Linked DNA regions of Homo sapiens: region 2 is linked to region 1. Evidence: chromatin contacts called from ENCODE Hi-C or POLR2A ChIA-PET data. All regions are on one chromosome and are shown on one strand. Each heading gives the region's core, a stretch centred on a gene start or an enhancer-like site at or near the end of the contact. The rest is flanking DNA. Distances are from core to core; before and after follow the strand shown.

Evidence for each region. A loop is a pair of places that touch in the nucleus more often than their neighbours do. ChIA-PET counts read pairs that join two places held with the same protein, here RNA polymerase II (POLR2A). Pooled maps may share reads with other maps.
Region 2: a map of Panc1 shows a loop between it and region 1 (5-fold over the local background). The contact joins two enhancer-like sites. A Hi-C loop is called at or near these places in 5 of 168 maps with a recorded cell type or tissue (CD14-positive monocyte, Caco-2, K562 and 2 more), 5 of 37 single-sample maps with no recorded cell type and 6 of 50 pooled maps. POLR2A ChIA-PET finds 5 or more read pairs at or near these places in 6 of 52 experiments (A549, GM12878, HEK293T and 3 more).

What each region holds. Positions count from the first base shown.
Region 1 is chr15:101,006,999-101,010,207 of GRCh38, forward strand. LRRK1 (leucine rich repeat kinase 1) reads left to right here. Exons shown (of 34, transcript NM_024652.6): 7 at 1,839-2,065. Among named protein-coding and RNA genes, the nearest start is that of LRRK1, 89 kb to the left of the region's middle. RefSeq lists enhancers at 1-280, 1,259-1,588. Within about 2 kb of position 1,538, at least 17 of the 41 ENCODE cell types and tissues checked have a DNase peak (open chromatin) inside an H3K27ac peak, as active enhancers do; they include Panc1, where a contact is called at or near this core.
Region 2 is chr15:100,956,745-100,959,758 of GRCh38, forward strand. All of the region lies in intron 2 of LRRK1 (leucine rich repeat kinase 1), which reads left to right. Among named protein-coding and RNA genes, the nearest start is that of LRRK1, 39 kb to the left of the region's middle. RefSeq lists an enhancer at 2,003-2,052. Within about 2 kb of position 1,631, at least 6 of the 41 ENCODE cell types and tissues checked have a DNase peak (open chromatin) inside an H3K27ac peak, as active enhancers do; they include Panc1, where a contact is called at or near this core.

The sequences.
Region 1 (3,209 bases), core at 288-2,787:
TGTGAACAGAGAGACAGACAGACAGAGCGACAGAGTCCCTCATTCCTCTGGTTCAAAGACCGGACGGAGTGTTGAGGGGCGTAGGCCCAGTCTTTCCAAACTCCTGGAGTGGGCGGAGGAGGAGCTAAAGACAGGCGCTCATCGCCATCTGGTGGCCAAATAGGGATGCCCGTCACCTGCCGCCAATTTTTGAGGAATTCATCCCACGTTATTGGGACCTTTCTCGTAGCCTCTGCTTGTTACATTTTCCCATTTGCGAAGCACTAATTTTTGTTCATATTTCTGCTCCTCTAATTTTCCAATACGGATTTCCAGTTGCTTCGAAGAAACAGACCCAAAAGCAGATTTCTTCTCCCCAGAAACCTGATTGAGCCCAATATTCTTCGGTAATCAGGAAGAAAGAGCAAAGTCCTGCTCCCATATATTTCGCCAGGTCCCTTTGACCACCCCATGCCGGAAAACCGCTGGCCCTTCTGACTCCCTCTGGTGGAAATAAAGGAAGACCAGTGAGAAATGAGTGGAGCAAAGACATTTTGTTTAGCAGGACTTCAACGGCAAGAGCGCCAGCCACCAGGACTTGCGTGTGGCAGAGACCCACAGGCTGGCAGAGGAGCGGGAGCTTTCTAGTGGGACAAAGGGAAGGCCTCCGGGGCCTCCTGCCGGGAGGCCGTTGTCGTGGGGAAGCTGGGGGGCCTCGCTGCAGGCTGGGCATCCTATGGGATTGGTAGGGGTGCAAAGTTGGCTCTCTCGGGTTGGTCCTAAATGGAAAGTGAGGACAAAAATTAGAGAATCGGTCAGTTATTAACCAAGTCCTGGCCATTTTAGACTGACTTTTACGGAAATGATGGCTTAGCTTCCTGGGTTGTTACTAGAGATAAGAAGTGGCTCATGCCTGTAATTGCAGCACTTTGGGAGGCCAAGGTGGGTGGATTGCCCGAGGTCAGGAGTTTGAGACCAGCCTGAGCTCGACGAACATGGTGAAACACCGTCTCTAATAAAAACACAAAAATTAGCCGTGAGTGGTGGTGCAGCTACTGAGGAGGCTGAGGCAGGAGAATCGCTTGAACCCGGGAAGCGGCGGTTGCAGTGAGCCGAGATCGCACCACTGCACTCCAGCCTGGGCGACAGAGCGAGACTCCATCTCAAAAAAAAAAAAAAAAAAAAAAAAAAAAAAAAAAGAGGCTGGCCTCCTGCAAGAGACTGGCTTCCCGGGCTGTTTGCTATAGATAAAGAGGTTGGTTTCCTAGGCAGGTCACTGTGGGTCGTGGGCCAGAGTTCTGTTTTTTATATATTGTGTGGCCATCGTCTGTCTGTATCTCAGGCTCGCTCTGAAAGCAGCCTGTCCACCAAGCACCCTGGCGCGGTGCGGGCAGCTGCAGGCGGCAGCTCCTCTGATCACAGGAAAGGCCGCCTTGAAGGGAGGTCAGAGACTTGGGTTTGGGAGTCAGCTTTCTTCTCCAGTCTGGGGGAGGCGCCTGGACGCTTCAGCGGTCTCCTCTGTACGTGGACAATCCCGCCGCGCTCTTCCCTGTGAGCCGCCTCTTGAGGGGCGGCACTGAGCCCGCGCCCACCGGCGCCCTCTGGAGGTTGGAGGGTGACTTGCAGGCGCTGTGCACAGATTGCCTGTGAGACGCAGGTGCCGATGGGAACAGGTAGCTCTTCTGCACCCACCACCGTGGCAGGTGCCGGCGGCCGAGAAGGACATGTGCAGGCCTCTTGGGACCCGGGCTGGAGCAGGCACACAGACGCGCATTTGCATTAACCCTTGCTTTATTCCAAGCCCATGTGGGCCCTGAACTCACCCTCCACATGTGCTTTTCCTTTCTTTCCACCACCAGGCTCTCCGTGTGAAATGGTCCCATCTCAGACTGCCCTGGGTAGACCTAGACTGGCTCATAGACATCTCCTGCCAGATCACGGAGCTCGACCTTTCTGCCAACTGCCTGGCGACCCTCCCCTCGGTTATCCCCTGGGGCCTCATCAATCTCCGGAAGCTGAACCTCTCCGACAACCACCTGGGGGAGCTGCCTGGCGTGCAGTCATCGGACGAAATCATCTGTTCCAGGTGGCTCCCCGGGGTGTGACCGGAGCCGTGTGTGACCCCGCTGTCACCGTTGTGCTCCTGCACATGCTCCCGGGTTGTATTTTGTGGTTTTGGGGGAAAAATGTTCTGGCTAAAATAGGAGAAGGAGTTTTGCCTACCCTGAGGCAAGCCTCCCTTTCAGGTTAAAACAGAGAGGTTTAGAGAGATCATTTGTCTGGCCCAAGTTTACACAGCTCACCCGGGGACATGCGAATGCTTGCCTGAGATGCTTGTCTTGGTCCTGCCCAGGAATCAGATGAGGGCAGCCAAACCTTCCCACACTGGTGGATGCAATGGGGCTCTGAGGCACCAGCTTTTACTCTGCCTTCCAGGGAAAGTGGGAAGGGCCTCAGAGAAAGGGTTAACTCTGCAGGACTCTGGCAGCAGGTGGACAGTGTGGGCAGTCCAGGCTTGCTTCTTCTGGAGGCCTTGGAGGGAGACCTGAGCCTTACCCCTGAGCTTGCATGGAAGGAGGAATGACCTTAGTTGATTTCTTTATTTTTTATTTTTATTTTTATTTTTTTTGAGACGGAGTCTCACTCTGCTGCCCAACTGGAGTGCAGTGGCATAATCTCGGCTCATGGCAACCTGCAACTCCCTGGTTCAAGCAATTCTCCTGTCTCAGCCTCCCGAGTAACTGGGATTACAGGCACATGCCACCACACCCAGCTAATTTTTGTATTTTTAGTAGAGACGGGGTTTCACCGTGTTGGCCAGGATGGTCTTGACCTCCTGACCTCATGATCCGCCTGCCTCGGCCTCCCAAAGTGCTGAGATTACAGGCATGAGCCACCGCACCTGGCCTGATTTCTTTTGGACACATAACTGCAAGTCCTCATTCCATAAAGGGTTGAATCGATTTTTAAAATGAAAAACCAAGGCTCTAAGTGAAGCAAGAGTCAAGAATGTTGGAAAGAGCTTGGGGTAGGCATTAATCCATGGGACTCCCAAGTGAGAACGGGAAAGAAGCCTGCACACCAGAACTTAAAAAGCAAGTGCCGTCCAAGTGAGGCCCTTCACCTGGGCCAGATGGACAGGTCCAGAAGGTTCAAAGCCCTGCTCTGTGGTCTCAGCAGCTTTCAGGGAACCTACTCATTTTGCTATTACATGCCTGCGAAGGATTCGA
Region 2 (3,014 bases), core at 381-2,880, 50 kb before region 1:
GAGCCACCATGACCAGCCTGATCTTTTCTATTATCTATTTAGTCTCTATTTCGTTTATTTCTGCTCTAATACTTATTTTCTTTCTTCTAACTTTGGGCTCAGTTTGCTCTTTTTCTAGTTCCTTAAAGTGTAAAGTTAGTTTGTCTAATTAAGATATTTCTTTTTGCTTAATGTAGGCATTTCTGGCTGTCAACTTTCATCTTAGAACTGCTTTTGCTGTATCCCGTAAGTTTTGGTATGTTGTGTTTCCTTTTCGACTTGTCTGAAGATACTTTCTGATTTCCTTTTTGATTTCTTCTATGACCCATTGGTTGTTCAGGAGTATGTGGTTTAATTTCCACATATATGTGGATTTTTCCATTTTCTTCTTGTTATTGACTTCTAGTTTTACACCATTATGATAAGAAAAGAAACTTGATAATATTTCCATCATCTTAAATATGTTAAGACTTGTTTTATGGCCCAACATATGACATTTCTTGGGGAATGTCCCACGTGTGCTTGAGAAAAAATTATATTCTCTCGCTGTTGAAGGCATTGTTCTGCATATGTCTGTTAGGTCTATTTGGTCTATAGTATTATTCAAATTCACTGTTTTCTTATTAATTTTCTGTCTGGATGATCTATCTATTATTGAAAGTAGGGTATTGAAGTCCCCTACTATTATTATATTGCTATATATTTCTCCCTTCAGTTCTGTTAATATTTGCTTTACTTATTTATGTGCTCCAATGTTAGGTACATACATATTTAAAATTAGTACACTCTTTTAATGAATTGACCCCTTTATCATTATATAGTGACCTTCTTTGTCACTTCTGACAGATTTTGACTGAAAGTCTATTCAGTCTGGTATAAGTATCGCCATTCTTTAGCTCTTTTGGTTTCATTTGCATGAAATATCTTTTGTCATTCCTTCACTTTCCATCTATGTGTATGTTTAAAGCAAAAGTGGATCTCTTATAGGTAGCATATTGCTGGTTCTTGGATTTTTTAATCTATTCAGCTACTGTGTGTCTTTTGATTGGAAAAGTCAATCCATTTATATTTAAAGTAGTTACTGACAAGTAAGGACATACTTTTGCCAATTTTTTAATTATTTTCGGATTGTTCTGTAGTTGGCTGTTGTTGTTGTTGCTGAGACGGAGTCTCACTCTGTCACCCTGGCTGGAGTGCAGTGGCGTGATCTCTGCTCACTGCAACCTCCGCCTCCCAGGTTCAAGTGATTCTCCTGCCTCAGCCTCCTGAGTAGCTGGGATTACAGGCAGCCACCACCACACCCAACTAATTTTTGTGTGACAGGGTTTCACCATGTTGGCCAGGCTGGTCTCAAACTCCTGACCGCAAGTGATCTGCCCGCCTTAGCCTCCCAAAGTTCTGGGATTACAGGCATGAACCCCCACACCCAGCCTGTTCTGTAGTTCTTTTGTTCTTTTCTTTCTCTCTTTGTATCTTCCTTTTTAATTTGTTGTTTTTCTGTAGTAGGTTAAGCAGCATTTTTAAATAAGGGAACTATCAGAGTAAACAATTGGGGCCCTTCATTTTGGCACAAACATGTATACTGAATATTTATTGAGCTTCAGCTGTATGCTGGGCAGCATGCAGGAATATGGCTGTTTCCACTGGTATATACTGTCCTGTCTGGAGTTGATGTTTGGGTGTTTTGGATACGTCTGTACCTCTGCTCCCCAGCAAGCCCAGCAAGGGTGCTAAAGCAAGGCTTTTGTCTTCCACTTCTTGGCCTCACTAACATTTGACCCATAGCTAAGTAAATAAGATTCCAATACCCACTGACTTATTCATTTGAATAGGCATGATTCATCCCAGATGGCTAAGGAATAAGATAGAAACCCCAGACTTCACAGTTTTCAGAGAGGGGCCAAATTTCTAACTTAACTTCAAATAACAATAATAGTAGCTAGCATTTATCTAGAGCCTCTCGGGGTCAGGCAGTGTTCTAAGCACTTCTCGTGCTTCCATCCACTTGACCCTCACAATAACCCCTCTGAAGTAGGTGCCACCATCCGAAGTGGAGAGGACGGAAATGTGCAGGGCCTGGAGGTGGGCCCAGGAAGCAGCGCGGGGTCAGCATGGTGGTCACACTTCTCCGTTTCTCTCCCGGGCTCTCTGTGCTCTGGGACTTCCTTCCCTGCCAACGTTTTGCAGTCATGTATTTCTGGGCAGTGTGTATGACTAAGGTCTCAGATACTTTTATGACTTGGAAAGCCCCCACATATTATCTTGAAAGAGTTTACATTTTGACCTGATATGAACCCTACCACTGTTGTGCTGAAGTGACCAGACCTTAGGGAAGGGTTGGAGGGGGATGTGTGGCTGAGTGGCCAAAAGAAAATCATTCTTGGAAAGGAAAATTTAGAAGTGCCTGAAGGCATCATTCTCCTCCTCTTTTGCTGGGAGAATTCTGTACCCCTGTGGCCGTAACTGTAGATGGGCAAAATTATAGACGACCCCCTTACTAATATGCAGAGAGCTCTGGACGGTCAACAAATTGAAGTGGAGAGGCTTTCAGTGATACAGTCTAGATAGGCACCCACGGCAGTGAGTAAGCAGAACCCAGCCTGCGGGCAGCCCTGGGCAGAGCAGGAGGCTGGCAGACCTACTCTGCAGGGGACAGTCCAGGACCCAGGTCAGACCACGTGCAGGCGGAGAAAGGAGAGGCAGCCCGCTGGGAAATTCTGCAAGTCCTTTCTGGGGTGCACCCCTGCGCTAGGCTAGAAGGAGGAGAATTTCGAGAAGCATGGAAAGCGTAAGGGCTCCTTCCAGATAAGGCAGACACAGGAACAAAAGCTAAGGGAAGCTTGGTCCATAGAGGAAATGAGAGTGCAGTCTGGCAGCCTCACAGGCACCTGGAGTAGGGAGGAAGGGGCCAGGCCTCCTGGAAATCACCCCCATTTGTGTGCTCACCGCTTCTCTTTGTGTATGTATTTTTTTATTCATATGCATTGTGCAATATCTTTTATATGTGCCATTTTCTTTTACAAGAAGATGATAAT